5 separate regions of the Homo sapiens genome follow, and regions 2, 3, 4 and 5 are each linked to region 1. The links are chromatin loops, found by intact Hi-C in ENCODE. Cell type or tissue: OCI-LY7. All regions are shown on one strand. Links, peaks and the distances in the headings refer to the core of each region. The heading gives the core; the rest is flanking DNA. Region 1 overlaps DMXL1-DT (DMXL1 divergent transcript). Region 2 has its middle 46 kb from the start of TNFAIP8. Region 3 has its middle 100 kb from the start of TNFAIP8. Region 4 has its middle 16 kb from the start of HSD17B4. Region 5 has its middle 79 kb from the start of TNFAIP8.

The links. Peaks named below come from ENCODE experiments on the same cell type or tissue, not always from the same donor. Only the 100,000 strongest peaks of a DNase experiment are listed, where the experiment ranks them.
Region 2: it touches region 1 in a loop (2.5-fold over the local background); 6 of 110 quality-filtered maps call a loop at or near these places.
Region 3: it touches region 1 in a loop (8-fold over the local background); 14 of 110 quality-filtered maps call a loop at or near these places.
Region 4: a loop joins it to region 1, with 9 times the contacts of the local background. A loop is called at or near these places in 9 of 110 quality-filtered maps.
Region 5: a loop joins it to region 1, with 2.8 times the contacts of the local background. A loop is called at or near these places in 9 of 110 quality-filtered maps.

What each region holds. Positions count from the first base shown.
Region 1 is chr5:119,019,173-119,025,690 of GRCh38, reverse strand. It overlaps DMXL1-DT (DMXL1 divergent transcript), which reads left to right. Exons shown (of 3, transcript NR_134250.1): 2 at 5,451-5,614. Among named protein-coding and RNA genes, the nearest start is that of DTWD2, 34 kb to the right of the region's middle. In OCI-LY7, for the core only: CTCF peaks have their summits at 3,353 and 3,577 (motif pointing left); DNase peaks (open chromatin) are centred at 2,100, 3,560 and 4,150; H3K4me3 peaks cover 778 bases; H3K27ac peaks cover 4,310 bases.
Region 2 is chr5:119,306,546-119,313,063 of GRCh38, reverse strand. It overlaps a transcript of TNFAIP8 not described here and the pseudogene RN7SL174P. Among named protein-coding and RNA genes, the nearest start is that of TNFAIP8, 46 kb to the left of the region's middle. In OCI-LY7, for the core only: a CTCF peak has its summit at 2,608; DNase peaks (open chromatin) are centred at 3,613, 3,973 and 4,513; H3K4me3 peaks cover 2,882 bases; H3K27ac peaks cover 3,329 bases.
Region 3 is chr5:119,253,066-119,259,583 of GRCh38, reverse strand. No RefSeq gene overlaps it. Among named protein-coding and RNA genes, the nearest start is that of TNFAIP8, 100 kb to the left of the region's middle. RefSeq lists an enhancer at 3,276-3,832. In OCI-LY7, for the core only: CTCF peaks have their summits at 3,158 and 3,357 (motif pointing right); a DNase peak (open chromatin) is centred at 3,353.
Region 4 is chr5:119,432,952-119,439,469 of GRCh38, reverse strand. No RefSeq gene overlaps it. Among named protein-coding and RNA genes, the nearest start is that of HSD17B4, 16 kb to the left of the region's middle. In OCI-LY7, for the core only: CTCF peaks have their summits at 3,623 and 3,823 (motif pointing right); a DNase peak (open chromatin) is centred at 3,829.
Region 5 is chr5:119,273,646-119,279,414 of GRCh38, reverse strand. It overlaps a transcript of TNFAIP8 not described here. Among named protein-coding and RNA genes, the nearest start is that of TNFAIP8, 79 kb to the left of the region's middle. RefSeq lists enhancers at 4,584-4,633, 5,056-5,555, 5,630-5,679. In OCI-LY7, for the core only: no CTCF peak of the experiment used is centred there; DNase peaks (open chromatin) are centred at 1,114, 2,234, 3,434, 4,514 and 2 weaker places; H3K4me3 peaks cover 4,731 bases; H3K27ac peaks cover 4,671 bases.

The sequences.
Region 1 (6,518 bases), core at 712-5,711:
ACTTTCTTCATAGAACTAGAAAAAACTACTTTAAATTTCATATGGAACTGAAAAAGAGGCCATATAGCCAAGACAATCCTAAGCAAAAAGAACAAAGCTGGAGGGATCACACTACCTGACTTCAAACTATACTACAAGGCTACAGTAACCAAAACAGTATGGTACTGGTACTAAAACAGATATATAGACCAATGGAACAGAACAGAGGCCTCAGAAGTGACACCACACACCTACAACCATCTGGTCTTTGACAAACCTGACAAAAACAAGCAATAGGGAAAGGATTCCCTATGTAATAAATGGTATTGGGAAAACTGGCTAGCCATATGCAGAAAACAGAAACTGGACCCCTTCCTTACACCTTATACAAAAATTAACTTAAAATAGATTAAAGACTTAAAACCTAAAACCATAAAAACCCTAGAAGAAAACCTAGGCAGTACCATTCAGGACATCAGCATGGGCAAAGACTTTACGACTAAAACACCAAAAGCAATTGCAACAAAAGCCAAAATTGACAACTGGTATGTAATTAAACTAAAGAGCTTCTTCTCAGCAAGATAAACTATCACCACAGTGAACAGACAACCTACAGATTGGGAGAGCATTTTTGCAATCTATCCATCAGACAAAGATCTAATATCCAGAGTCTAAAAGGAACTTAAACAAATTTACAAGAAAAAAACAAACAATTCCATCAAAAAGTGGGCAAAGGATATGAACAGACACTTTTCAAAAGAAGACACTGTTGGTGGGAGTGTAAATTAGTTCAACCATTGTGGAAGACAGTGTGGCAATTCCTCAAAGATCTAGAACCAGAAATACCATTTGACTCAGCAATACCATTACTGAGTATATACCCAAAGGATTATAAATCATTCTACTATAAAGACACATGCACACATATGTTTATTGTAGCACTGTTCACAATAGCAAAGACTTAGAACCAACCCAAATGCCCATCAATGATAGACTGGATAAAGAAAATGGGGCACATATACACCATGGAATACTATGCAGCCATAAAAAAGAATGAGTTCATGTCCTTTGCAGGGACATGGATGAAGCTGGAAACCATCATCCTCAGCAGACTAACACAGGAACAGAAAACCAAACACCACATGTTCTCACTCATAAGTGGGAGTTGAACAATGAGAACACATGGACACAGGGAGGGGAATATCACACACCGGGGCCTGTCAGGGGGTGAGGGGAAAGGGGAGGGAGACCATTAGGAAAAATACCTAATGTATGGGGGGCTTAAAACCTAGATGACAGGTTGATAGGTGCCGCAAACCACCATGGCACATGTATACCTATGTAACAAACTTGCACGTTTAGCTCATGTATCCCAGAACTTAAAGTAAAAATAAAGTAAGCAAATAAATAAATAAGACAATTGAGTGATTCCTTTGTTAATCTCTGAGGTACCCTTTTCCTCCCAGTTCTTCCTTTTCATGTCCCTAGCCGTGTCTGGGGTGTTATGATTGAATCATTCTCTTGGAACCATTTCCTTGTTTGACACTCACCTGCCATTTGAACAACTGAAATCTAAAGTCATGTGAAACAACCTCAAATTTGCTATAGCTATTGGATTTGGCTGTTGTCCCTCACTTATGAAGGAATAGCTTTATAGCTCCTACCTGGATTCTGAGATAACGAAACCTGGATTCAAGTCCTGGCTCTGTCACTATTTTTGATGAATGATTAAAGACTTCTTGACACTAGAAGTTCTCTCTAGGTTGTTTGGATGAACTAGCTGAAGCTGGGGCCTCCTCTCCTTTTGCCAGTGAAAGTGGCTATGTCTGAAACAACTTGTCTTGGTAACTGTTGCTCCTTTTCTCCCAGTGGGCAGAGCTGTGACCAAAATCAACTTTCCATAGGAACTAATAAGCAGTGTTGCCAGATGACTGGCACCCAAATTCAGACCATTTAGTGTCCCAGACCAGACTTTATGTCCCTTGTTCATAATTCCACTTTCATCTTGCCCTATAAAGGGGAGAGGAACAGGGGTGGATTCCTCTCTTTAAGCACAGCCCTGTTATGCATCCAGCTGCACCCTGGCCCTACTTAGCTCACCTCTTTGCAAGATGCCCAGAGAATGGGGTAACCCTTCTGCCTGTGGCATACACACCCAGTGATACTGCAGATGTTTGCAAGAGCCCTTGGCTGTCAGCATGATGTTTTACTTTTGTGACCTTTAGTTTCCTCATCTGTGAAAATGGAAAACACAATACAGTCTTCCCTCATATCAGGGGAAGGATTGGTTCCAGGACTCCTTTAGATGCCAAAAGCCACTGATGCTTAAGTCCCTCATATAAAATGGCATAGTATTTGCATATAACCTATGCACATCTTCCTGTATACTTTAAATCATCTCTAGGTTACTTATAATCCATAATACAATGTAAATGCTATGTAAATAGTTGTTCTATATATATATTTTAACATTTGTATTATTTTTCATTTTAAAAACTATTTTTGATCTATGTTTGGTTGACTCTGTGGATGTGAAACTTATAGATAAGGAGGGCCAACTGTACCTCACAGGATTGTTTTCAAAGTTAAATTTATCTATTCCTCATGTGAAGTACTGTTGAGTTACCTCTTATGTAAAAGTTTGCTGCACAGATTAAAATAAATCACCTTTGAGAGAGTTGTGGTGTTATCAAAAGAGCATGGACTTGTGAGTCACATATTTGGCTTCACATACGTTCCAACTTTGTTGCTTTGAGCCCCTGTGACCTTTAGTAAGGTGTGAGCATTAAATGAAATGATATCTATAAAAGGATCAAGTACACATGTGTACATGCTCAATAAATTGTTAACTTGCTTTCCTGCTCCCCTGCCTTTCCTCCTCCCTTCCTCTTTTTTTTTTTTTTTTTTTCCCAGAGATGGGGTCTTACTTTGTGACCCAGCCTGGAGTGCAGTGGTATGATCATAGCTCACTGTAACCTTGAACTCCTGGGAACTCAGGAGCTCAAGGAATCATCCTTCCTCAGCCTCCTGAGTAGATGGGACCACACGTGTGCTCCACCATGCCTGGCTAATTAAAAAAATTCTTTTTGTAGAGTTACAGTCTTGCTTTGTTGCCCTGGCTGGTCTCGAATTCCTGGCTCCAAGCAATCCTCCCACTAGACCTCCCAAAGTGCTGGGATTATAGTTGTGAGCCACCATGCCTGGCCCCTCCCTTCCTCTTTACTTACACGCATGCTTGCTTGGTTGTTTCTTATTCTATTCTTACTTCTCCTTCAACGTTCTCCCTATCTGGACTCTTTCCTCCTCCAACTTTTCCCCTAACTGATATGCTATGTTTTCTCAAACTCAACAAATTCTCAATATGCAGTAGAGAATAAAGGATTGAATCCTTTATTCAATCCTTTAGTGAATGTGGGCCTGGGGCTGGGCGCATTTTCTGGACCTACTACATATGGAAAGGTTGGGCAATGAACATCCATCCTTGTGATAGTTGCTTAAAGTCATCAATAAGTGCAGTAATGCTTACTTCAGTAGCCATCAGATTTGTATGTTTCTGCAAATCTGGGCTGTTCTTTGCTTCCCTCTTCTGGTGAGTTTCTTTCTTTTTTTTTAGATTTCTTCAGAGAACAGCTATAATTTGGAGGGATGTAGTAAACAAGTCAGTAAGTCTAGAGTAGCATCCAATATCTTATCATCTTCCTAGCTCAATTTCTTGCAACTGAGGCAGTATTGTTATTTCACACAATGGACTTGCTGACATCAACGGAGCCAGAAAGACTAGGCAAAATTGAGACTTAGAATTAGACATTCTGTTGAGTTACTAGATAAGCAGAGCCCAGCTGAGATGGTAAGTTCTGTAGGGATAGTGGAGGGACTCTCTCCCTAAGGATCTAACTCAAATGACTTCATGTTCCAAGCAAGTAAGTAAACCAGTAAAGGGGCAGATATACAGTAGGGAGTACTGGAGGCTATGGCAAACTGGGGAACATATGTCTGGCCTAAGGACATTCAAATGTAAACATTTCAAACATTGAATGTGCCAAACCAAATATGTTAGCGGGCTAAATTTGCCCTATGCACCATCAGTTTGCAACCTCCTCAAGACTTACAGAACTTGGTCTCTAGGGAAAACAGCAACAGGTAGTAGTGGTGAGCCAGAAAAGCGGTTCCTAGCAGGAAGGTTCACACAGGTGTAACAGGATAACCTGAGCATGAGTGTTGTTATGGCATGCAATATGGGAGAAGTAAGCCGTTAGTTAACAGGGTCCCAGTTCCACAGATGAGAGTGGCAGGAGGCAGGGCTCAGTGAAGGGCTCTAAGTCCTCTGTGGTGGCAGAGGGAACAAGACAATTTCCAACCAGGAAGGCCTAGGTTATGAATATGGTAATTGTTATGGGAAATCAGAACAAGGATGCAACAAATGGCAAGATCACATATCACTTATTACTGAATCACTTGCAAATTGAATGTAAATCCCTTACAATATTTTTATTGCTTCTTAAAAACTGAGTTTTAAAATAGTTTATTATAGAACATTTAGAAAATACAAAAAAGCATAATAAAAAAATAACTTTTTGGCTGTCCTACCTGAGGAAAGGCAGCACTGTTTCCAAAGCTTGAAGCCAGGCAGGGAATCAAGAACTTCTGTCTTGGGAAGAGGACTTTGGAGTATGGGGACAGGAAACTGGACTAGGAGCCAGAAATGGGCTGGACAGCCTTTATGAATTATCTATAGCAGAGCTGATTTCAGACTATTTAAGATTATTTATCATAATTTTTTATTTGAAAATATTGTAATTAGGATGGCTGGCACGGTGGCTCATGCCTGTGATCGCAGCACTTTGGGAGGCCCAGGCAGGTGGTTCATCTGAGGTTAGGAGTTTGATACCAGCCTGGCCAACATGATGAAATTCCTGTCTCTACTAAAAATACAAAAATTAGCCGGGCATGGTGGTGGGGCCTGTAATCCCAGCTACTCAGGAGGCTGAGGCGGGAGAAGCACTTGAACCCGGGAGGTGGAGGTTGCAGTGAGCCGATCACACCACTGTACTCCAGCCTGGGTGACAGAGCAAGGCTCCTTCAAAAAAAAAAAAAAAAGAAGAAAGAAAATAAACATTGTAGTTAGGAGCCAGAATGTAAAACTTAGCTCTTATCTAGTCAGATCTTTAGTATTCATAATATACCTTCATCTTTTTAAGGAGGTATGAACTATCAGGATGTCAAATATTCATATCTTACCAAAATGCATGTCCTTAATTTCTCTTTCGGGGTTATGGACTATTCTGGATTATATACACTACTGATCTTCCACATTATGGATTATACTGTTTTAGAATAATTCTGGTTTAACTGAATATATGTATAGCGGAGTATGAATCTTTTCAATCTTCAATTATTAGTCTGTTTTATGTAATAGTTGTGGGTCACTGTGTGTGTTTTTAGTATAGGAGTAACTTTTTTTTTTTTTTAAGAGACAGAGTCTTGTTCTGTCGTGCATGCTGGCGTACAGTGCCACAATCACAGCTCACCGCAGCTTCCAACTTCTGGACTCACATGATCCTTCTGCCTCAGACTTCCAAGTACTTGGGACTACAGTCACGAATCACCACAGCCAGCTTGGAGTGACTTTCTAAGGGTAAATAACGAGTCAATTGAGACTGTAATTATATGACTTGGGGCAAAATTAACTGTGGTCAGCTGACTTGTTACCGTATTTAATTTTAATTTTGGAGCTTGTATTCAAAAGCTATTATATGAATATAAGAATAAATGATTTTTTTAACAAAAAAGAGTATTTTAGAAGAGAAACATGATATCTAGAAGAGAAACATTTCAACTTACTATTCTCTGGGCTTTTGTTAAACTACACTCACATCTCTCCTAAAATAAACAAAATCAATCATCCATCATACGCTCATATAATGGCATTTTCAGTGAATAGAGGTATTGTGCAGAACATGTCCCAAAATGTAAAATCTAAGATTTCCCATATGTGGCTGCCACAATAACTCCACTCATGCATTCTAACATCTAATAGTCTAACATTATTTCTATATTTAGTTTTTCTTTAAACTTCCTCTTTTTTTTTTTGTTTTTTTGGTAATTGCCACATCTGCTTTAGCAATTTTGTGATTTTTAAACTTCCTCCTGCAAAAAGGTTTTAAAAACATTTATGTTGCTTGTATAATATAACCATTATCTCTTTGGAAACTTGGAAAAATATAGTAAAATTAGTGGGAAATGGAATTATAAGCATTCTTTTTTTTTTCTTTTGATGGAGTCTCACTCTGTCGCCCAGGCTGGAGTGCAGTGGCACAATCTCAGTTCATTGCAACCTCCGCCTCCCGGGTTCAAGTGATTCTCCTGCCTCAGCCTCCTGAGTAGCTGGGATTACAGGTGTGCGCCAGCACACCTGACTAATTTTTGTATTTTTAGTAGAGAAGGAGTTTCGCCATGTTGGCCAGGCTTGTCTTGAACTCCAGACCTCAGGTGATCCACCTACCTCAGCTTCCCAAAGTGCTGGGATTACAGGTATGAGC
Region 2 (6,518 bases), core at 542-5,541, 290 kb before region 1:
TGAGGTTCTTTTAATATAATTTAACCCTTCTTAATATTAAGCCAAGTAAGGATTATAATAATAATCAAAACAAGTATTTGTCCCGGTTTTTATTAGATAGCCTATTTTCCCAAGTACAGATTATCCTAGTGAACTTCATTTTCCCTTTTAAAAATGTACATTCTATTCAGAATCTACAGAACTTTTAATTACCACATTTGCCTATTCTGCATGATCTGAGAGCTAACCTCTGCCCTTTGGTATTCTTTCACTGTAGTTACCCAACATTTTCCTTCTGAATGTAGATCTTCATATTCTTTTTTTTTTTTTTTTTTTTTTGTATTTTTTGCAGGGACAGGGTTTCACCATATTGCTCAGGGTAGTCTCGAACTCCTGAGCTCAAGGGATCCACCCTGCCTTGGCCTCCCAGTGTGCTGGGATTTCACACGTGAGCCACCGAGCCCAGCTACATTCTTATTTCCTAAACTTTACAAGTTCACACTCTTCCCTTTAAACAAATGTGCCCCCTCTGGCGGTGTCATTTGAGTCCCGGTGTATGTCATTAAGCCTCTTAACCTCAACCACTACTTCCCACTGAAATAACTCTATTTTCTTTTTTTCTAATGAAAAAGTAAGACATGTTCTATGTAAAAATTAAAATATGGTGAGCACTTACCACTTACTATGAGCCAGGCATTGAACTAAGTATTTTTTAATCTTATTTTCATCCTCGTGATATGAGGTCAGTGCTTTGATGAGTTCCATTTTACGTAAGAAAGTAGTTAAGCAAATTGCCAAGTTACAATAGCAGAAAGAGCAGAGTCAGAATTTGAATCCAGCTCTGTTTCCAAACTCTGGCTCAAACTGCTGTGTCAAACCAGACTCCTCCCCAATCCATTCCCAGCTAGAATCCCAGATAATAATTTGGTTATTTTTTTTCCCAAAGTTTTAAATACCAAATAAGCATGCCTATCCTTTGCCCTACCACCTTCTTTCTTACTTAAACAGGACCATATTATATACATTAGTTTAAAAGTTAATACTATAGTGTATCTTTCATAGTCAATATATAAAGCTCTTTTTTCTTTCTGTCATGGTTCCACACTAGTCCATCCTGTGGTAGTACTGCAACAAAGTTAACCTTAGTTAAACTAGGTTTGGTTAAATTTGATGAACATTTAGGCTGTTAAGCACCACAGGTCTATGGATACTTTCATTCCTCTGCTTAACACTCAAACTCTATAAACCAGAGCTTTGTCCCTCCTTCACGGGTGAACACCCACAATGTCCCTTCATCAGCACTTCCTAATAATTTTACTCTGCTCTTGCTAATCACCTTATTTGCCCGTTCCATTGATATGAGTTCATTCACTGATTTTTTTTTTTTTTTTTTTTTGAGACGGAGTCTCACTCTGTCACCCAGGCTGGAGTGCAGTGGCGCAATTTTGGCTCACTGCAACCTCCACCTTCTGGGTTCAAGTGATTCTCCTGCCTCAGCCTCCCAAGTAGCTGGGACCACAGGTGCGCCACCACACCCAGTTAATTTTTTGTATTTTTAGTAGAGACGGGGTTTCACCATGTTAGCCAGGATGGTCTCAATCTCCTGACCTTGTGATCCACCTGCCTTGGCCTCCCAAAGTGCTGAGATTACAGGTGTGAGCCACCACGCCCAGCCCATTCATTGGGTTTTTAATATTTATTTGACTGTTCAAAATTCACAGTGCCATTTCAACCTTTTGTTTCCTTTAAAATGAACACCAAGGCCGGGCACAGTAACTCATGCCTGTAATCTCAGCACTTTGGGAGGCCAAGGCAGGAAGATCACTTGAGCCCAAGGGTTCAAGACCAGCTTGGGCATCATAGCAAGACCCCATGTCTATGAAAAATTTTAAAAATTAGCCAGGTGTGGTGATGTGTACCTATAGTCCCAACTACACTGGGGGCTGAAGTGGGAGGATCGCTCAAGGCCAGGAGGTTGAGGCTGCAGTGAGGTATAATCATGCCATTGCACTCCAGCCTAGGCAACAGAGCAAGACCTTGTCTCAAAAAATAAAACAAAACAAAACAAACAAAAAACAGATAAAATGAACACCAAAACAAAGCTAGGAATATTTAAGGCTTTGGAGTATAATGCTTTTGTTTGAAAACTCTTAAGTAGGTTTTAAGAGTATGGGGAAGGAGAAGGGGACCAGACAGGGGAGAGAAGGGCCAACCCCTGCTCTCAGAGAAATGTATTGATTGATTGATTGATTGATTGATTGGTGGAGTCTCGATCTGTCACCCAAGCTGGAGTGCAGTGGCGCAATCTCCACTCACTGTAACCTCCGCCTCCCCAGTTCAAGCAATTCTCCCGCCTCAGCCTCTCAAGTAACTGGGATTACAGGCACGTGCCACCACACCCAGCTAATTCTTAGTAGAGACAGGGTTTTACCATATTAGCCAGGATGGTGTCAAACTCCTGACCTCAAGTGATCTACCTGCCTCGGCCTCCCAAAGTGCTGGGATTACAGGTGTGAGCCACCGCACCTGGCCTCAAAGCATTTTAATAAGCCTTCAGGACTAGGCTTTGGCCCAGACCAGGTTTCGCTCTCTCTCCTCTCAAAGTTTTCTGAGATCTTCTTCCTTGTCCCTACCGTGAGAGGTGCCCTGTAGTCCTCCAGTGGGCGCTGCCTTGGCCTACAGCCTTTGGCCTTCTCCAGCGAAGTATCCCTGCTGGGGTAACTGTCCTAGGAGAAGTTCAATTTCTGGGAATTAGCACAGAATTCCCTCCACTCAGGGCTCTCCCAGGACGACCTTACCATGTTTCTAGCCTCAGCCCAGTGTCTACCAGCCGTAGTACCTCATCTTGTGGAGGGAGTCCAGGGAGCGAAAGAGTGACATCTGTTTCCTAACCTCTACATCAGCAAATGCATCTGAGTTCTGACAGATACAATTAGCCTCAATGTAGCTGATTTCCACAGCTCTAAAAACCATCTCCTTGGGGAAGAAAACCTCTCCCCATAAAAGAAATCAAAGATGGACAGAAGAAGGGAAAAGAACAGCCACTTTTTGAGATCCTACTAAGTGACAATGTGCCAGATGTTTTATTCAGGTCATCCCAGTTGGCCCTCCACAGTCCTGTGTGTCTGGTTTTATTTCTTCCCATTTTCAGTGGGAAAACAGTGGCTTAAAGAAGCAAATGACTTGACTAGCCAAAGCCTCACGCTTGGGAAGCATTAGAGCTGAAATTCAGGTAATGGTCCGCCCCAGACTTCTTGAGCCCGCATGTTAAATGCCAATAAGACAAGAGCAGAATTTTCCAACCTGAGGCCCACAGACTCCCTAGCAGCCCCTAGATGGGCTTTGGGGTTATCAGAATGTCCTGAGACTGGGGTGATGTGTCTTTTGTGAGTGGGGAGTCACTCTGAATGCTCCCACATTGCCTCCCCTGCTCCTCCCATAGTCTGAACACCGATGCTTCGATCACGTGCAGAACTACCCACCCTGCTCTTCTGCCATTTCCTCTATTGTTATCTTTTCATTATAGTCTTGAGAGCCATCTTCTTGCCATCTTATTTAAACAACTGTTGAAAGGGAATCCCTTTTGGAGAATGTGCTGGAGCGAGCCACAGCTGCCCCTGTGGCAGCTGCCCCTGTGACAAGCATCACCACCCTCAAGCTTTCATCAGATTCTCAAAAGGGTCCAGAAACCAAAAAAGGATTGAAATCTAGTCAGGAACACTTCTACAGTCTTTTTTTCCTTTAACAAATAAAAACTAAAAATGCTGCTGAAAGTATGGTAAGTGTCTTCCAAAGGTGTCCATTCAGAGATGCAGAGGCACCCACAGAAAAGCCCTCAAGTGACCACATTTCATCTTGGCACAATAAAATTATTATTTGTCACTGAAGGTGAGAAAGTAGAATACCAATGCATGTTGCAGAGGCTTTTAACACAGAGGAAGGAAGTTGTGGTTTGAGTAGAGGAGGAAACTGCAGTAAAGGTCTTTGATCTTTGTATTTCACAAAAAGCAACTGAAAATGTAAATAACTGTCTCCTTCAATGCCACTTGACAGTTAACAAGAAACAGTTTAGCAATTTTATCACATACATGCACAACTGCTTTTGCCTTTTTACCAGGCTATGATAGATAACTGGAGAGAGCATGAGTCAAATGGAGCAACAAGGAGCACGCTGGCTCAGATGCTCTTCCAGTGCAATATCAGAATGGTCTTTTTTTTTTTTTTTTTTTTGAGATGGAGTCTCACTCTGCAACCCAGGCTGGAGTGCAGTGGCACAATCTTGGCTCACTCTGCCACCTGGGTTCAAAAGATTCTCCTGCCTCAGCCTCCCGAGTAGCTGGGATTACAGGCACCTGCCACTGCACCTGGCTAATTTTTGTAGTTTTAGTAGAGATGGGGTTTCACCGTCCTGAAAGGCTGGTCTTCAACTCCTGACCTCGTGATCTACCCGCCTCGGCCTCCCAAAGTGGTGGATTACAGGCATGAGCCACTGTGCCCAGCCTAGAATGGTCTTAAGAAAGACCAAAAAAGCTTATACAGTCAAGACCATTTATTAAGTGCCAACTGTTTAAGACCTCCTCCCAAGGCCAACCCTGATGCAATGGAAACCTTTCAGTGCCAAGAGGCAGGAAGGCACAGCCTACATGATGCACTGCACACACAGCTGGGAAACCAAAAAAAAAAAAAAAAAAAGGTGGGAAACGTAGAAGAGAGAAAAATATAGATTTCAAAGCTAATTAAACAGAAAGAGAGAAACAGATGTGAGGGACAAAACTTGCCAACACCAAGCCCTTGGGAAATGATACAGATTCCCCTAGGAGAGTTCACAGGCGGCAGACTTCTGGAAAACCTGCAGGAAAGAGGGAATGCTGTCATTTGCAAGAACGCTATCAGTTCACAACTAGTGTGCCTTCCTGTAATATTTATCTAATAATATTATTTTAATATCAATTATCAGTTGGGCAAGAGGTGCAAAATGCCACATGTTGCACCACAAGAAGTTTGCTCATCTGTAAATTACAGGGGTTAGAATAAACTTCTAACTTCTCTAAGTAACATGATATTAGTATTTTTCAAGGTGCTGTTTGTGATTTGATTTTTCCTTGCAATGAGGCTCTTTAGCAAATGAAGGCTGGCTTTTAAATCACATGTGCAGACTCCAAAGGACAGTACTAGCTACTGATAAACATGGGGTGTCTGCAAAACTCTGGCTTGTTTCCAAGATTGCTCCAATGGGAAAACAATTAAAACTACATTCTCACTATTAAATTAGAATAATTTCCAAATAAATCTTGAAGGACATATACATATATACACACAGTCTTACTAAAATACACTTGCATTTCCATGATTCTAAAATACCATTGGTTGTAAGATGCACAATTTAACGCAGAATTTTTTGGGGAAAAGACTGTAGTATTATCTGTGCACCTGCATTATACAACATATCTCCAATTGAGAATTGTTAAAAAATGAAAAATATGCACCTTAGAATTGAAACACGATGGTATGAATGGATACATAGAGATGCTTAACTATATGCATCTATCCATCTTTCCAGAAATTTTTCTCTACAAGGAACCTTGGCAGAAGCTGCTCATTTGTGTGTTTGGTTCTTTCTAACACTGAAAAACACAGAAGCTAGCAAAAGATTTTTTTAAGTTGTACAAAAAAAGTACTGTATGTACACCTTCTGACTCAGCAATTACACTTCCAGAAACTTATAAATATAATTGCTTGTATGTAATGACATATAAACGTGGTTGTTTATTGCAGCATTATTTATAACATAAAAATCAGTAAAGAACAAGAATGTTCAACAATAAGCGAATTCTTAAACCATAGTATATTTGTGGACTTGGAATACAGAATACATATCTTAATATGGATTTAGAATATGGAATACTACGAAAGAAAAAGAATGAAGTAGATTTCTCTCCTTCCTAATATGAACTGATGTTCAAAGTATTTAATGTGGAAAAAAGGCGAGTCCCAAAGAGTAATTTTCTGTATGTCATCAACTATAAAATGTACATCATTTCATATTTTAACATATTTGAAATTGGGCTGTACCAATCAATAGCATCTTAAGAGTCCACAAAAAACAGTAGTTTGATCCTATTTGTACATATATGTATGAAACGTGCATGCCTTAATATGCATAGGAAATTTCTGGGAAGCTACTTTTAACTGTAAAGTAGAAAAAGAGAAAGATGTCTTATTTGTTTTATTTTACTTTACCCTATAGCCTTTATTTAAGTATGAGGTGTTTCCTTGAATACATATTACTTCTGAAACAAACCAACCAACCAACCAAGTATAAACCATTCTAGGCTCCTAAAAGGTAATGGCTTGGATAATCACTGGGACAGGGTATCCCTTTTGGGAAAATCACTCCTAGGAAAATTTTTTATTCATTAAAAAACATATTTCATAAAAAAAATGAAAAGCAAGGCCAGGCACGGTGGCATGTGCCCATAGTCCCAGCTACTTGGGAGGCCAAGACAGGAGGATCGCTTGAGCCCAGAAGTTCTGGGCTG
Region 3 (6,518 bases), core at 685-5,684, 230 kb before region 1:
GAAATACAAAAATTAGCCGGGCGTGGTGACGCGTGCCTGTAGTCCCCGCTACTCAGGATGCTGAGGCAGAAGAATCGCTTGAAGACAGGAGGCAGAGTTGCAGTGAGCCAAGATCGTGCCACTGTACTTTAACATTTCCTTTTTAACTTTCATTTTAGGTTCAGGGGTACCTGTGCAGGTTTGTTATATAGGCAGACTTGTGTCACAGGAGTTTGTTGTACAGATTATTTCATCACTCAGGTACAATAGTTATTTTTTCTGCTCCTCTCCTTTTTTCCACCCTCCACCCTCAAGTAGGCCCCAGTGTCTGTTGTTCCCTTCGTTCGTGTCCACGTGTTCTCATCATTTAGCTCCCACTGATAGGTGACAGCATGCAGTATTTGGTTTTCTGTTCCTGCATTAGTTTGCTAAGAATAATGGCCTTTTCCTCCATTCATGTTCCCACAAAAGACACAATCTCATTCTTTTTTATGACTGCATGATATTCCATGGCGTATGTATACCACATTTTCTTTATCCATTCTGTCATTGATGGGCATGTAGGTTGGTTCCATGTCTTTGCTATTGTGAATAATGCTGCTGCGTGAATAATTCACATGCTGTGAATACATGTGCATGTGTCTTTATGGTAGAATGATTTACATTTCTCTGGGTATATACCCAGTAATAGGACTGCCTGGTCAAATGATAGTTCATTTTTAGCTCACTGAGGAATCGCCACACTGCTTTCCACAATGGTTGAACTAATTTACACTTCCACCAACAGTGTCTGAGTGTTCCCTTTTCTCTGCAACATTGCCAGCATGTTGTTTTTTGATTTTATTAAAAAGTCAAAAAATGATAATAGTATCCCATTGTGGTTTTGATTTGCATTTCTCAAATGATCAGTGATTTTGAGCTTTTCTCATATGCTTGTTGGCTTCATGTATGTCTTCTTTTGCAAAGTGTCTGTTCATGTCCTTTGCTCACTTTTTAATGGGGTTGTTTGTCTTTCTCTTGTAAATCTGTTGAAGTTCCTTATAGATCCTGGATATTAGACCTTTGTCAGATGCCTAGTTTGCAAATATTTTCTCCCATTCTATAGGTTGTCTGTTTGCTCTGTGGATAGTTTCTTTTGCTGTGCAGAAGCTCTTAAGTTTAATTAGATCACTGTTGTTAATACTTGCTTTTGTTGCAATTGCTTCTTGGTGTCTTTGTCATAAAATCTTTGCCCATTCCTATATCCAGGATGGTATTGCCTAGGTTGTCTTCCAGGGTTTTTATAGTTTTGATTTTTACATGTAAGTCTTTAATCCATCTTGAGTTAATTTTTGTATATGGTGTAAGGAAGGGGTCCAGCTTCAATCTTCTGCATATAGCTAGCCAGTTATCCCAGCACCATTTATTGATGGGAAGTCCTTTCCTTTCCCCTGTTCTGGTTACTGTAGCCCTGTGATATAGTTTGAAGTCAGGTAATGTGATGCCTCCAGTTTTCTTCTTTTTGATTAGGATTTCCATGGCTATTTGGGCTCTTTTTTGGTTCTACATGAATTTTAAAATAGTTTTTTTCTAGTTTTGTGAAGAATGTCATTGGTAGTTTGACAGGAATAGCATTGAATCTTTAAAAAACATCCTTTTGTATTTCTTGTAGTTCAGATGCATTGGCAACAAATTACAAATTCACTAGTTTCTTTTGTCTAAAAGGGCTTTGTTTTGCCCTCATGTTTGAAGGATATTTTTGCTGGGTATAGATTTTTTGTTTGTCTTTGTTGTTTCCTCAGCACTTTAAAGGTATTGTTCCATTGTCTTCTGACTTGCATAATTTCTGAGAAAAGACTGGTTTATATTGTTTTTCGTTGCCTAATATATTGCTTTCTCTGGCTACATTTATCATTTCCTCATTATCACTGATTTTCAGCAATGCCATTATGAGGTATCATGGCGGTATGTATGTGTGTTAATCCAGTTATGGAGGCCAGGCACGGTGGCTCACACCTGTAATCTCAGCACTTTGGGAGGCTGAGGTGGGCAGATCGCTTGAGCTCAAGAGTTCGAGATCAACCTGGGCAACTGGCGAGAACCCATTTCTACTAAAAATACAAAAAAAAAAAAAAAAATAGCCAGGCGTGGTGGTGTGTGCCTGTAGTGCCAGCTACTCAGGAGGCTGAGGTGGGAGGATCACTTGAGCCTGGGAGATGGAGGCTGCAGTGAGCTGAGATCATGCCACTGCACTCCAGCCTGGGCAATAGAGCCAGACCTTGTCTCAACTATGGGTTTTTGAGTTTCCTGTATCTTCAGGTTTATAGTTTTCATCAAGTTTGGAAAATTTTAAAGCTATTTTTTAAAGTATTTTTTCTTCCTCTTATTTTCATTCTCCTGGGACTCTAAGTAGATGTATCATACCACTTGGTATTATAGCATCATTAATTAATCAGTGTTCCTTGCTCTCTTGTATTTTTTCTAATTTTTTTTTATTATGTTTGCTTTCTCTTGAATAGCTTCACTTGCCATGTCTTTAAATTCTCTGATCTTCTCTTCAAAAGTGTTTTAGAATTAAGCCCATCCAGTGAATTACTTCAGATATTGTATTTTTCATCTCTAAAAGTTCAACATAGTTCTACCATCTGCTTTCATTACATTAATGTTTTTCCTCAGATCTTGTGCATACTTACAATAGCTGTTTTACAGCCCTTTTCTATTAATTCCATTATGTGTCATTTCTGAGTCTTTTTTCTTTTATGCTTTTATTGTTTTTAATTGACACAATTATACATACTGATTTTTCCCCTCATATCTTGTGTCATTTTTTTTATTTCCTTAAGTTGGACTTCACATTTCTCTGGTGACTCCTTGATTAGCTTAATAATTGACCTTCTGAATTCTTTTTCTGGCAATTCAGGGATTTCGTCTTGGTTTGGATCCATTGCTGGTGAGCTAGTGTGATTTTTGGGGGGTGTTGACGAAACTTAATTTGTCACATTACAATTGTTTTTCTGTTTCCTTCTCATTTGGGTAGGCTATGTCAGAGGGAAAATCTGGGGCTCAAGGCTGCCATTCAGGTTCTTTTGTCCCATGAGGTGCTCCCTTGATGTAGTACTCTCCCCCTTTTCCTAGGGATGTGGCTTCCTGAGAGCCAAATTGTAGTAATTGTTATTTCTCTTCTGGATCTAGCCACTCAGCAGGGCTGCCAGGCTCTGGGCTGCTACTGGGGGGTGTCTGCACAGAGTCCTGTGATGTGAATCATCTTCAGGTCTGTCAGCCATGGATACCAGTACCTGCTTTTGTAGAGGTGGCAGATGAGTGAAATGGACTCTGAGTGTCTTTAGTTGTAGTTGTTTAATGCACTAGTTTTCTGCTGGTTGACCTCTTACCAGGAGGTGGTGCTATCTATCAAAAGAGCATCAGCTGTGGTAGTATGGAGGAGGATCAGCCAGTGGGCAGGGCCCTGGAACTCCCAAGAGAATATGACCTTTGTCTTTAGCTACCAGGTTGGGTAGGGAAGGACCATCAGGTAAGGGCAGGGTTAGGCGTGTCTGAGTTCAGACTCTCCTTGGGCGGGGCTTGCTGTGGTGGCTGTTGGGGATGGGGGTGTGGCTCCCAGGTCAATGGAGTTATGTTCCCAGGAGGATTATGGCTGTCTCTGCTGTGTCATGCAGGTTGTCAGGGAAGTGTGGGAAAGCTGGCAGTTACAGGCCTCACCCAGCTCCCATGTAATTGAAAAGGCTGATCTCACTCTCACCATGCCCCCCAACCAACAGCACCTAGTTGGTTTCCAGGCAGTGGGCAAGCAGGGCTGAGAACTTGCCCCAGGCTACCAGCCTCCTGGCTGAGGAAGCAAGCAGGGCTTTCACTCCTCCCCGCCTATCGGTCTGCACACTGGATTCACACCATCCCCAGAGTTCTGGCCAGGAGACTTTGTGTTTAGTTGGAATTGTTACAAAGTTCAGCTGGAGGTTTCTTTCTCCCTGTGGTCTTTTCCCTGTTCCTCTGGCGTACCTCCCCAAGGATCCCTGAGAGAAAAGTCAGAAATGGCTTTCGTGGGGACCCAGAGAGCCCACAGGGCTTTTCCCACTGCTTCCTCTACCCATGTAATTTGCTTGGCTTTCTAAATTGTCTCAGCTCCTGGTAAGTCAAATCCTTCTCCTATGACCTGAACCTTCAGGTTCCCCAGTGAGGGTATGTGTTCAGGGGCAGATGATCCCTCTTTCCCACTTTCACAGTTTGGGCACTCACAGTATTTGGGCTATCTCCTGGGTCCTGCAGGAGCAATCCACTTCCTTCAAAGGGTCTGTGGATTCGCTCATCTTTCCTGGTATATTCCTGCAGTAGTTCTTGGAGCAAGAGTTCACAATGTGTCTCCACCCAATGCTCTGTATGAGTGGGAGCTGTGATTTAGTCCTGCCTCCTATCCGTTTTTGTTTTGTTTTGTTTTGTTTTTTGGTGTCCAAAGTATTGATGGGAGTTGCTACCATCCTCATTCCTACCTCCTTATTGAAAGGAGAAGTTCCTCCTGGTTTTCAGCTAATCCTAGTTGGGGAATGGGGTGGTAGAGGCCCAATGTTTTCTTCTGTTTTCTAGGTGGCCATCTGTTTCTGTTCCCATCCAGATTTATGTTACTCCTCTGAGACACTTTGGAACTCTCCGTTTTATTTTTGTTTGTTGTTTTTAAAATGTTGTGTTTTCTTTTGAGACAGGATCTCACTGTTGTCCAGGCTGGAGTACAGTGGTGCAATCATAGCTCACTGTGATACACCTCAAACTCCTGGGCAATACTCCTATCTCAGCCTCCCTAGTAGCTAGGACTACAGGAATGCACCACCCACATCCAGCTAATTTTTAAGTAATTTTTTGTAGAGATGGAGTCTTGCTATGTTGCCTAGGCTGGTCTCAAACTCCTGGCTTCAAGGGATCCTTTCACTTCATCTTCCCAAAGTAGTGGGATTACAGACATGAGCCACCATGCCCAGATTAAATTGTAGTTTTCATCGTTTTGGTTGTCATTGTGAGAGAGACAAGTGCCAGAACTTCTAGTCTGCCATGTTTTCTGCTTTTTTTTTTTTTTTTTTTTGAGACGGAGTCTTGCTCTGTCTCCCAGGCTGGAGTGCAGTGGCGTGATCTCTGCTCACTGCAAACTCTGCCTCCCAGGTTCCTGCCATTCTCCTGCCTCAGCCTCCCGAGTAGCTGGGACTACAGGCGCCTGCCACTGTGCCCAGCTAATTTTTTTGTATTTTTTAGTAGAGACGGGGTTTCACCGTGTTAGCCAGGATGGTCTCGATCTCCTGACCTTGTGATCCACCCGCCTTGGCCTCCCAAAGTGCTGGGATTACAGGCGTGAGCCACTGCACCCGGCCCATGTTTTCTGTTTCTATTGACTGATATTTCTCTCGTATGAGTCACATTTTTCAGCTTCTGTTCCTGTCTGGTAATTTTTGATGGGGTGCTGACATTGTCCCAAGCAATTTCAAAGAACAGCAGGGAAAATTCCATTCAGCTTCAAGGCCTGAGAATAACCCTGTGATTCAAAGCTCTGCTCTCTGGGCTTGCAACTCCTGGCTCTGCACCCAGAGTTCTGCCTTCCCATAAACATTGCATATTTTTCTGTGTTCTATATCTATTATTTTCTCTACAACAATTTTTTACTTCATTTTTTGGCTCATTTAATTTCTATTCTCTCTGTTACATGTGTGCTTTCAGTCATATCTCTTCTCCCTTGGGCCATCTCTAATTTAGCCTTGATTTATGAGATAATTTTGCTGTTTTCATTCCTGAGTAAATGCAGGTCCTGTAAATGCAGCCTGGGCAAGAGTGAGACCCTGTCGATCAATTAGTAAGTTAGACTATTTTGAATTACTGCTTTCCTCTGTTTCATGAAATTATTGAGGGTGGTTTATATTTTTATGTTTGAGACTGTCTCACTCTATCACCCAGGCTGGAGTGCAGTGGCACAATCATGGCTCACTGCAGCCTTGGTCTCCTCAGGCTCAGGTAATCCTTTCATCTCAGCCTCCTGAGTAGCTGGGACTACAGGAACGTGACACCATGCATGACTAATTTTTCTATTTTTTTTTTCTTTTGTAGAAGGGGTTTCACCATGTTTCCCAGACTGGTCTTGAACTCCTGGACTCAAGCAATCCTCCCACTTTGACCTCTCAAAGTGCTGGGATTACAGACATGAGCCACCCCTCCTCCCCTGCTTTTTTTGAGACATGGTCTCACTTTGGACCCAGACTGAAGTAGTGGTATGATCACTACTCACTGCAGCCTCAACCTCCCCAGCTCAGACAATCCTCCTGCCTCAAGTAGCTGGGACCACAAGAATGTGCTACCATGCCCGGCTAATTTTTAAATTATTTGTAGAGATGGGGGTCTTCCTATGTTGCCCAGGCTGGTCTTGAACTCTTAGGCTCAAGCAATCCTCTTGCCTGGGCCTTCCAGTGCTGGGATTACAGGAACTGGCCACTGCACCTGGCCTAGCGTGTTTTTGTATGTTCAAAGAAACGTTTTGAGAGTAAATTTGTGTGGATTTTTTTTTCACATGT
Region 4 (6,518 bases), core at 738-5,737, 410 kb before region 1:
AAGACCTTGGGAAAAGTGCAGTATTTGGGTGGGAGTGTCCTGTTTTTCCAGGTACAGTTTGTCCCAGCTTCCCTTGGCTAAGAAAGGGAAATCCCCCTACCCATCACACTTTCCGGGTGAGGCAATGCCCTGCCCTGCTTCAGCTCGCCCTCTGTGGGCTGCACCAACTGTCCAGCCAGTCCCAGTGAGATTAACCAGGTACCTCAATTGGAAATGCAGAAATCACCCATCTTCTGCATCAGTCACGCTGGGCACTGCAGACCGAAGCTGTTCCGATTCAGCCATCTTGGAACAGATCTCTCTACCACGTAACTTTCTTTTTACATAAATTCTCCCCCCCGTTTTTTTTTCCCAAAGATGATAACCATTCTTTTCCAAAGCAAACTTCCTTCATGTCTGTGGACTAGACTGCCTAAGGCCACAAGATTAAAAGTTAGGAGAATACAGGTTACACTGCTAACTTTTAGCAAACTTTACCTTTATTGAAAACCTTGTAAGTTTGGGACTTCAATTATCCTTTGCTACTAATAACACTTTGTTTAGTTTAAATTAACTTAGAATTGGTATAGATGACCCCTTCCTGATTCTGTAAGTACTTTAAGGCTTATCTGAGTGCAAACAGCTTACCAACTATTAGGCAATTTTCCCAACCCTTCTTCTACAAAAGTTTCCCTATCACTTACTGAATACCCACTGTGGTTTTTTCCCTCAGTCACCCGGGAGGAACCATCTATCATCCTGTCCTGAAGGGAGTTCCTTCTATGTCTGGTCTGATCTTTGTATGGTAATTAATTATGATTTAGATCCCCTGTTAGGAAACCTGCTGGGTTAAGGGAATTATCAGTGGTTAATGTTAAATCATCTTTTTCTAACAGAATAGCCCCATACCTTAAGATTTTTGAGTTAGTAAGCCACCTTTTCGCTTTTTTGACTTAGGATAGTTCTGAACTGGTGAGGTGTGCTCACATTGAGGTTTCCTCTAAAAGTTATTTTTCTACTTTCTTCCTTTAGCAAAGCAGTTGCTGCTACAGAGTGAATGCATTTGGGCCATCCACGGGTTACTGAGTTAAGGGTTTTTGATAGGAAGGCTATGGGTTGTTAGTGGCCTCAGTGCTTTCAGGCTATGCCCTTGTTTACGCTGACAACAAGCTGGTATTGGAGTGTTATAGGGTCATGGAGAGGACCTTTAATTATCAATTATAGGTCTTAAATTCACCCTAGCTTTTAAAGGACAAGGGTACACTGTTTTCTCTTTACTACTTCTATCTCTCTCTTTCTCTCTTTGACTCTCTGTCTCTTTCTCTCTCTTTGTCTCTGTGTCTCTTTCTCTCTGCCTCTCTCTTTCTCTCTCTCTCTCTTTGACTCTCTGTCTCTTTCTCTCTCTTTGTCTCTGTGTCTCTTTCTCTCTGCCTCTCTCTTTCTCTCTCTCTCTCTTTGACTCTCTGTCTTTTTATCTCTTTCTGTCTCTCTCTGACTCCCTCTTTGACTCTCTGTATCTTTCTCTCTCTCTGCCTCTCTCTTTCTCTCTCTTCTTTGACTCTCTGTCTCTTTCACTCTTTCTCTCTCTCTCTGACTCCCTCTTTGACCTCTGTATCTTTCTCTCTCTCTCTCTTTGACTCTCTGTCTCTTTCTCTCTGACTTCCTCTCCCAATTTCTCTTTCCTCTCTGCTGGTCTTTCCCTGCCTCTGCCAGCTGCTTATGCTGCTGTTCTCCCCTGTCCTTCCCCCTTCCCTGGGGGGGACTGGCAGGAGTGGAGCTACTCTTTCTTCCCCTGAGAAGAAAGGAAAGGGGAGTTCTGAATATTTTTCTTACTACTGGAGGTTTGTGTGAGGTTCAACCCCCTGAAATATGTGGAAAGCTCAACCCCTCAAACCAGGGATGTCTTGCCTTGCCTGTCATGGAATGCTCAACCCCTCAAACCAAGGGGTGTCTTGCCTTTCCTGCCCCAGAAGTCTCAACCCCTCAAACCAGGGATGTCTTGCCTTGCCTGTCCCGGAAGTCTCAACCCCTCAAACCAGGGAGTGTCTTGCCTTGCCTGTCCCAGAAGGCTCAACCCCTCAAACCAGGGGGTGTCTTTCTTTGCCTGCCCTGGGAAGTGGCCCTGTTTCCTCCCTTTCCCCCTCTGAAGGTCCCTTGCACGCTTCCCACTCGTGATATTGGGAGAAATTCAGCCAGATATTGGGCAAAATTCACCCCCGATATTTCACGTAAGTTCTTTTCTATTTTCCCTAAGTGTCAGCCGGTCTGAGAAATAAAGGGACAGAGTACAAAAGAGAGAAATTTTAAACCTGGGTGTCCAGGGGAGACATCACATGTCAACAGGTTCCATGATGCCCCCTGAGCCTTAAAACCAGCAAGTTTTTATTAGTGATTTTCAAAAGAGGAGGGAGTGTACGAATAGGGTGTGGGTCACAGAGATCATGTGCTTCATGAGGTAATAGAATATCCCAAGGGAAATGGAGGCAGGGCGAGATCACAGGACCACAGGACCGGGACAAAATTAAAATTGCTAATGAAGTTTCGGGTACGCATTGTCATTGATAACATCTTATCAGGAGACAGGGTTTGAAAGCAGAAAACTGGTCTGACCAAAACTTATTAGGCGGGAATTTCCTAGTCCTAATAAGCCTAGGAGCACTACGGGATACTGGGGCTTTTTTCATCCCTACCGCTTCGACCATAAAAGACGGCTGAAGTGGCCATTTTAGATGCCTACCCTCAGGGACACATTCTCTTTCTCAGGGATGTTCTTTGCTGAGGAAAAGAATTCAGCAATATTTCTCCCATTTGCTTTTGAAAGAAGAGAAATATGGCTCTGTTCCACCTGGCTCACCAGCAGTCAGAGTTTAAGGTTATCTCTCTTGTTCCCTGAATGTTGTTGTTATCCTGTTCTTTTTTCAAGGTGTCCAGATTTCATATTGTTCAAACACATGTGCTCTACAAACAATTTGTGCAGTTAATGCAATCATCACAGGGTCCTGAGGCAACATACCTCCTCCTCAGCTTACAAAGATGATGGGATTAAGAGATTAAAGTAAAGACAGACATAGGAAATCACAAGGGTATTGATTGGGGAAGTGATAAGTGTCCATGAAATCTTCACAGTTTATGTTTGGAGATTGCAGTAAAGACAGGCGTAAGAAGTTATAAAAGTATTAATCTGGGGAACTAATAAATGTCCATGAAATCTTCACAATTTATGTTCTTCTGCCATGGCTTCAGCCAGTCCCTCTGTTTGGGGTCCCTGACTTCCCACAACACCAGGGATGCCTTGCCTTGCCTGTCCCAGAAGGTTCTACCCCTCAAACCAGGGGGTGTCTTGCCTTGCCTGCCCTGGGAGGTGGACCTGTGTCCTCCCTTTCCCCCTCTGAAGGTCCCTTGCACACTTCCCACTCGTGTTGTCCTCTCTGGTCACTCCCCCAAGGGAGAATTAGGCCCCTCTTAGAGTTGGCATGCCAGTATAAATCCCACAGCATGATCTGCCCTAAGCCATATGAGGTAGCCACAGAACCGCAGAGAGGACCCCCTTACTCCAGCAGTAGGACTTGTCACCATCCACACAAACAACACTGCAAGCAGGGTTGTTTGTGCTCATTCATGCACACACACATTCAGCCCTCCAGAATTTGACCACCAAGGAAGTATTTTACTGGCTCTCATGGCTTCTCCTTCCTTGGTCTGTGCACAGAGCCGTCACCACAGTATGTGAGGATCCTTTGCCCCAGGTTGCCGGCTGGTTTCTTTCCGCATTGCTGAGAGTGCAGGTTACTTCTCCAACTGGGTAGTTCCTGATTTCTCACTCCTGAGGCCGCCACAAGGGGGCGGGGCATGCCTCCTCACAAGAGAAAACCAGAGACCACTCAGGTGTCTGTAGCAAGAAAAATCTCTCTGTAACACAAGCCTAAAATTTCAAAAAGCACATCCTTCCATTGACAGCTCATCCCTAAACTAGCACCTTGCTCTCTTAGCCATTTGTCCACATCTACCTTAGGTTTGACCGCTGAATTCTGATGCTCACTAAAACTCATAGAGACAAGCTCTGAGAGCACAGGAGCCAAAGATAAGAAAGCTCTTGTGATAAGAGGTGCAGTCTACCAAGGGCACGTCCTTGGGCCAGGACCTCAACCAACTCAGTGCAGCCTCCTACTATGGGATGAAATGCCTAGAGGTGAGGCCCAATTCTCGGTCCCAAGCCACCCTGCCAGCACCTGACACACCTCTCTGCCCTTGGCGCATCTACTCCTGCTACTGTGCCTGGTTTAAACAAAGGACAAGCTTCTTTGCTTTCGGGTCACAAGAAAGCCCCTGGACATTTCGAATGCAAGCATAGACCAAGGTGTAAAAGTAAGCCTCCAGCACGGCCACTTGGTAATCCACAATTCAAGGGTAAACCTGTACTGCAACTCCTTAAACTTTGGTCTTCACACTCCTGTACCCTGCAGGAGAAGCTGATGCAGCTACAGAAACAGAGAATAACCAAACTTCTTCAAACAGATCCACTGAGGAAGCCTATTGAGCTGTGCATTCACTCCTTCACTAGCTCCACCTTGGAGCAAGTTCCCAGATCACCATGGCTGGATATCTGTTTCAATATTCCATTGTAATCTCTCTTGTTTAGCCCAATAAGCTTGCTCTTCTGTTTAATTTTTTAAGCCTAAAAAAATAAAAATAAAGAGGCAGAGCACATTACTCTTGTTTCTAGTGAAAGGTGTCCAGGTCCTTTGTGTCTTGAACAAAGCATTGGACAAAACACACAAAGCAAGGAAAGAATGAAGCAACAAAAGCAGAGATTTACTGAAAATGAAAGTATACTTCACAGGGTGGGAGCAGACCCGAGCATAGAGCCTTCAAGAGCTCCATTACAGAATTGTCTGGGGTTCAAATACCCTCTAGAGGTTTCCATTGGTTACCTGGTGTACGTGCTATGTAAATGAAGAAGATGAAGTAAAGCTACAAGAACATTTACTTGGTTTGCTTCCTATGTAAACAGAGAGGATCTTTCCTGTCATAGCTGAAGTGTTTCCATTTGATTTAGTTCTAGGAAATCAGCATGAATTCCCTGCCTGCAGACCCTATTCTCCTGTCTCACTCTTACTTTCAGAAATGTAAGTGCATAATTAACTCACTTGGCCAGGTGCAGTGGTTCATTCCTGTAATCCCAGCACTTTGGGAGGTCGATGTGGGTGGATCACAAGGTCAGGAGCTCAAGACCAGCCTGGCCAATAAGGTGAAACCCCGTCTCTACTAAAAATTCAAAAAAATTAGCCAGACTTGGTGGCATATGCCTGTAATCCCGGCTACTCAGGAGGCTGAGGCAGGAGAATTGCTTGAATCTGGGAGGTGGAGGTTGCAGTGAGCTGAGATCATGCCACTGCACTCCAGCGTGGGTGACAGAGTGAGACTCTATCTCAAAAAAAAGAAAAATAATTAACTCACTTATAACCTAAAAGGAAGTGCATTCACCCACAGGCCCACAATATGAGAGAGAATTAAGCCTCTCTCAGCCATTGCTGGGAAGGCAATAGTCCACTCCCTAGACTCAAAACTGGATATTGGCTAGTCCTAGACCAGAGTCAATGGGGATAGGTAAATGCTAATGCCTACTACAGTAAGTACCCAAATAAATGACTCGAATGTGAATGAGAGGCAATACAGATTAGAAATTACAGTCATCAAAGTACAATGACATATGTAATTTAGCACACTACAAAAGAATGTTGCTATAGAAGTGTAGATTATTTTCTCTAATGGTCTTACCTTGCTCTCAAATCCTCTTTCTTGTGGAAGCAGAGGCAGAAATAGAGTCTTAAAGTTGCCAGTTAAAAGTGACTCTGTTTAGAGTAAATGTTGTCTTTCTGTATTTCTTTCTTCTCTCTCGTCTAAATGTCACTGGAGCAGGTGATTTTTTGTCTGTTTGTTTGTTTGTTTTGTTTTTTTTGAGACAGAGTCTCACCCTGTTGCCCAGCCTGGAGTGCAGTGGTGCAATCTCAGCTCACTGCAACTTCCACCTCCCGGGTTGAAGCATTTCTCCTGCCTCAGCCTCCTGAGTAACTGGGATTACAGGCACATGCCACCATGCCCAGCTAATTTTTGTATTTTTTTAGTAGAGACAGGTTTCACCATGTTGGCCAGGCTGGTCTCAAACTCCTGACCTTGTAATCCACCCACCTCGGCCTCCCAAAGTGCTGGGATTGAGAGGTGAAGCCAGCTGGGCTTCTGGGTTGGGTGGGGACTTGGAGAACTTTTGTGTCTAGCTAAAGGATTGTAAATGCATCAATCAGCACTCTGTAAAAATGCACCAATCAGCACTCTGTAAAATGGACCAATCAGCGCTCTGTGTCTAGCTAAAGGATTCTAAATGCACCAATCAGCACTCTGTAAAAACGCACCAATCAGCACTCTGTGTCTAGCTAAAGGATTGTAAATGCACCAATCAGCACCCTGTAAAAATGCACCAATCAGCACTCTGTGTCTAGCTAAAAGATTGTAAATGCACCAATCAGCACTCTGTAAAAACG
Region 5 (5,769 bases), core at 769-5,768, 250 kb before region 1:
TACTATTAAAAACAACAAAATGTGAAGAATGAAACATGGAGACAAGCTTTGTAGCAGAACCAGACTGGTTGGAGAGGCAACAGCCTTTGAGAGTTCACAGAAAAAGAGGGTGTTTGTGGCAGTATTATTGAAGAGTAACACCCTGTAGCACAAGTATGGGAGGGCAGCTGAGCCACCAGAGTGTAAATCCCAGCGTGGCCAGGCATTCACAGCATGTTACTTAACCTCCTTAAGCCTCAATTCCTTATCTGCAAACAAGGCTTAACAATAGTATCTTTCTCATAGATTCCTCCTGAAGATGAAATTAAATAATGTGTATAAAGCACTCAGCACAGTGCCTGCTGGCCCACCCTACGTACTCAACAAGTGTTTGCCATGATTACTGGGATGGTAAACATTTCTGGAAAATTAAGGAATTCTCTATATGATGGATACCTTTCTGGCTGGAATGTAGGATGCTTTCCCCAAAGTAAGTAGTGCTATTTTATAAACCCATGACCTTTAACATCAAAAAATCACTGCTTCAAGATACTTCCAGTCAGTTTTAAAATGAAAAAGAATAAGAAAAAGTCACTGCTAGTAGTAATTATGTATATGTGATTTTCAACACCTTCCATATTATTATTTGGTTTTCTCCTCCCAACTACCATCATGGGTGGTTAGTTTTAACTCCAATGAAACCTGGGATTATTAGTATCAGGAATACTGATGGCTGTAACTGGCCTTTAGGGAATGGGAGCCCAGGGTTAGTACAGATGCTTCTTGTCCACCCTGTAACCATGCCCCTCCCCTTCCCCTATGGGCACAGCCAACCTCCCACAATAGAGGTTCTCCCTCAATGCCCAATACTCACTTTCACAGCTTCCCTTAAGGCTGTGACTCAGTTCTGGCCAATGAGGCTTAAAGAGGCTCCAGGAAAGATTTTACTCCCGGATGAAAAGGGATAGACACTACTAGAGAAGCAATTTATTGCTGCCCTCTGTGTCCACCCTTCACACACACACACACACACACACACACACACACACACACACACACTCTCTCTCTCTCTCTCTCTCTCTCCCCCTTCCTGTCTTAAAAAGAGGTTGGCAGGAACCTGTGATACCTGTTGCTGAGAAAGCTATTTCCGCCCACAAAGAGGCAAGTCTGCAGATAAAAATGTAACATGCTAAGGATGAGAATAGATAGAACTGGTCCCTGATGACACTGTTTAGCCAAGGATCCAATCCTGAATCTACCCAATCCCAGACTGCCCTTCATATAAGACAATTTAATGTCTTTACTATTCAAATCACTGTTCATTGGCATTTGCTTAATTGCAGTCTAAAACATCCCGATTGTTATGATCTGAATTGTGTCCCTCCTGCTATGGTCTGAAGGTGTATCTCCCCTCAAAATTCATATGTTGAAACCTAAACCCCAAGGTGGTGGTATTAAGAGGTGGTTAGAAGTGATTAAGTCATAAGGGCTCCACCCTTATGAGTGGATTAGTGCTTTTACAAAAGATGTTGAAAGGTGTACCCCAGTGCCTTTTGCCCCTCCACCTCCCATCTCATCTACCATGTGAGGACACAGCAAGAAAGCACCCTCTTGGAAGCCCAGAGCTGCCCTCACCAGACACTGAATCTGTGGGTGCCCTGATCTTGAATTCCCAGCCCCCAGAACTGTGGAAAATAAATTTCTGTTCTTTACAAATTACCCAGTCTCAGATATTTTGTTACAGCAGTACAAACAGACTAAGAAACACCAAAAAGTTCATATGCTGAAGACTTAACTCCCAATATCTCAGAAAGCAACTGCATTTGGAAACAGAATGTTTAAAGAGGTGACTCAGTTAAAATTAGTCTTAAGGTGGTCCCCAATCCAATTTGATTGGTATCCTTATAAGAGGAGAGCTGGACACACAGACGCCAAGTGTGCGCACAAACAACAAGCTGAGAGGATCTGTGGCCAGTAGACGTGAGCTATAATATTAAAAATTTTTATTCTTCAGGCTGAAGGACAAAAAAAAAATCCCTGATGGAAACTTGTGTCTACACTAAAAAATCAAAAGCCCCACACACAGTAAATGCGTATTTTTCTCCTGTTTTAATTTCTTCAAAAGATCATTGTTTAAAGAAAAAAGTAACTATAATTTGTAGGGATTATACATAGATACAGAAATAAACCATATGACAATCACAACACAAACGGTGTGGTCTCCTCAGTAGTCCCCCGTATCTATGGTCTCGGTTTCCACAGTTGCAGTGTGACCACAGACCATGCAGTCTGAAAACAGGTGAGTGCAGTATACAAGATATTTTGAGAGAAAGTGAAGACAGAAAGATCATTTTTATATAAATCTTATTACAATATATTGTTATAATTGTTCTATTTTATTATTCGGTATTATGGTTAATCTCTTACTGTGCTTAAATTATAAATTAAATTTTATCATAGGTACATATGTATAGGAAAAAATATAGCTTATATAGGGTTCAGTACTATGTGCAGTTTCAGGCATAGACTGCAGGTCCTGAAAAGATCCTCCCTGTGTAAAGGAGGACAACTAATATCCTTTATAAAGGCGATTGTTATAGACTGAAATGTACCACCCAAATTCATATACTGAAACCCTGATCTCTAGTATGGCTGTGTTTGGAGACAGGCTTTAATAAACAATTAAGGTTAAATAAGATCATAAGGGTGGGACCCTAATCTAATATGACTGGCACTCTATGAAGAGGGAGAGACACCAGGGTTGTGCACAGAGAAATGTTCTTGTGAGAATACAGCAGAAATGTGGCCATCTGAAAGGCAAGGAGGGAGGCCTCAGGGAAATCAAACCTGTTGACGTCTTGATCTTGAACTTCCAGTCTCCAGAACTGTGAGAATATAAATTTCTGTTGTTTAAGCCACCAGTCTGTGGTATTTTGTTATGGCAGCCCTTAAAAACTAATACACTTATATAGAACACTATCATCACTAAAGGCAACCATAAAAAAAACAGAACTTACAGGCCAGGTGCGGTGGCTCAAGCCTGTAATCCCAACACTTTGGGAGGCCAAGGCAGGTGGATCACTTGAGGTCAGGAGTTCGAGACCAGCCTGGCCAACATGGTGAAACCCTGTCTCTACTAAAAATACAAAAATTAGCCAGATGTGGTGGTGTTTGCCTGTAATCCCAGCTACTCGGGAGGCTGAGGTAGGAGCTTCGCTTGAACCCGGGAGTTAGAGGTTGCAGTGAGCCAAGTTTGCACCACTGCACTTCAGCCTGGGAGACAGAGCAAGACTCCAACTCAAAAAAAAGAAAAAAAAAAAAACAGAACTTAACGAAAGACTGATTAAAGCGTAAAATTCAGTGTGGATATGCTTGTTGGGCTTGGGTGGTTAATCCTCTGCCCCTGCCACCTGTCTCCGCAAGTCACTGCCCAACCTCCTCTATCTGCCTCATTTCCCTAATGGTAAGGCTGAAAGGCCCTGGTGTGCTCAACTCCAGGGCAGCAAACCTGGGGGATGGCTGACTACAGAGGAAGGCAGAGGCCAGACCTGAATTAGTCAGTTTCATAACCTGTTATTCTCTGTTCAAATATTTAAATCTAGAGGGGAAAAAAAAAGCTGTCAATCTACTAAAATTAATACTATGTTATGATCAGTAGCAAACCTTTATTATTCTAATTTCCATGGCCCCTATTAGAATGATAAATTAAAAACTGACTAAAATTCAGAAAAAGGGAAGTCTCAAGTACTGGCAAAACCCAAAATGCAAAAGAAGCAGGAGGAAGTTACAGAACATGGCTTCAAAGAAAAAAATGGTCTGTTTTTCATTTTCTCATTTTCTACCATTACAAAATGAGAGGGACACTCTGAGAACAGAATAGATTCCTGGAGGTACCAGGACCTCAGGACAGGAAACAGGCCTGGGTTAGGGGAAACGGTCCGCTTGGCAACTCCGAGTCCTGAGTTGGGCCCGTGCTCTTCCAAACATGCGCCGCTGTTGAAATAAGGATGCCCATCCCAGTTCAGTATCTACAAACCACCTGAGTTATCCTTAAGTCAGCTGGCATACTGGATTTATGATGTCAGCATTGTTGGTGACTCAAGTCTAGATTTTCAACTAATGAACACTGGGCAGACTCTCCAATGTCTCTGTTTCATGGCCTTCAATTTCTGGATCTATTTGTGGGACACCACTAATTGTTTTGGTTGTTATTTTTTGTTCTTGACCTGGTTGCTTGTTAATATTTTTCCACCCAGTGAAGACCTATAAAAACAACTTTGTTATTTCTTAAGATGGGTACATAGGTGTTCATTTTATATGTTGTGTTTATTTTATATGTTGTGTTCATTTTAATCTTCTTTAAACTTTAAAGCCACTCTGTACTTTCAAGAGCTCTTTCCACTGCCAAAAAAAAAAAAAAAATTAAAAAAAAATCCCTACAGCTAGCTGCTGCCTGAATAAGCTTCTTTCTAGAACAAGACAGGAAAATGAGTCACATAAGTCTCCCAGGCTAGGGGTTCTCAATTTGCATCAAGCTTCACTGGTGATTCTGACTTAACAGTCAGGTTCACAGGAATAGTCCCAGATGAGCCCTAAAATACAGCACATTGGATAAGTTCAAAGTTTCATTTGGTGTATCACTTTTGTAGCTGCCCAGATAATGATGTTCTCAAACTACCCTACCTGGGCAGAGCTTCCCTGCCAGGGAGGTGATAAGCACCACAGGTACACAGGGCAGGGAATCCTTGCTTCCTCAGGAGGCTCCCTATTTACACAGGGTCTCTTACCTTGAAAAGTAATAGCAGCCTGTTCCTTCAGGCACTATCAGTCATTCCAGGTCATAAAAGCAAAGGAGCAAAGTGGCTACGTGTGTGCAAACAGAGGTCATCACCGGATGTTGGGAAGGCCTGAGTTCACTCACCTCTTCCAGGTATACCTCATGAGTCACTAGCAGCCTAATTCTGCCTCAAGGCAAAAGGAATTCCATCACTAAGTGAGGACTGCTCTGCCCTTCAAGTGTAGCAAAACAGTATTTAACCAAACACCTGCCATTTTCCAGAAAACAATCTCAACCCTTTAAAGAGTGAAGAAGGAAAAATAAAAGAGTAGTTTCCTGACCACAGAATGATGGAATGAGGTACTGGACTTACTTCCCAAAGATTTACGTGACCAAAGTTTGTTCTGAAACTTGCACTGTTGCCAACACTGTCCATGCATTTTTTTCTCAGAAGACTGGCATTTTTTTTCGTGTCTGCATGTGTGTGAGGGTCTGAACACAGTCAGAAGAGAGCTCAGGACAGGAAAGACGAGTGTAGTTAGGTCTACATAGCACACACCACAATCTCTGTCTCCCCTATTTTTGTTGACAGCCATGTTGTAAAACCAAACAAACAAACAAACAAAAAACCTCATTTTGTTAAACAAATGATAAATAAGAGTAATAAATAAGAGTTAGGAATGAGGAAGGCTTGAGCTAAATGAATTTGGGTTGAAGGAGTAAGAGCCAGGCTTAGAGAGGGTATTGACAGAGTGAGCTGTTGCTTACTTTTTGGCTCCTTTAAAATATCCAAGAGTCTACTGTGTGCCTTGCTGAGTACTGTGTTCCCAAAAGACCTTGCCCCGGTGCCTAATCCTGCAGATGCGGTCCCTGCCCTGGGCCTCCCGGACCTCACGCAACTTCCCCTGAAGACATGCCAGCCCGATTCCCTTTGCAACACCAAGGGCAGCTGTCTGTCTTAAATAATCTGGTTTCATTCACTACCTGTTTTAAACATGGGAGTTGTGAAAGGC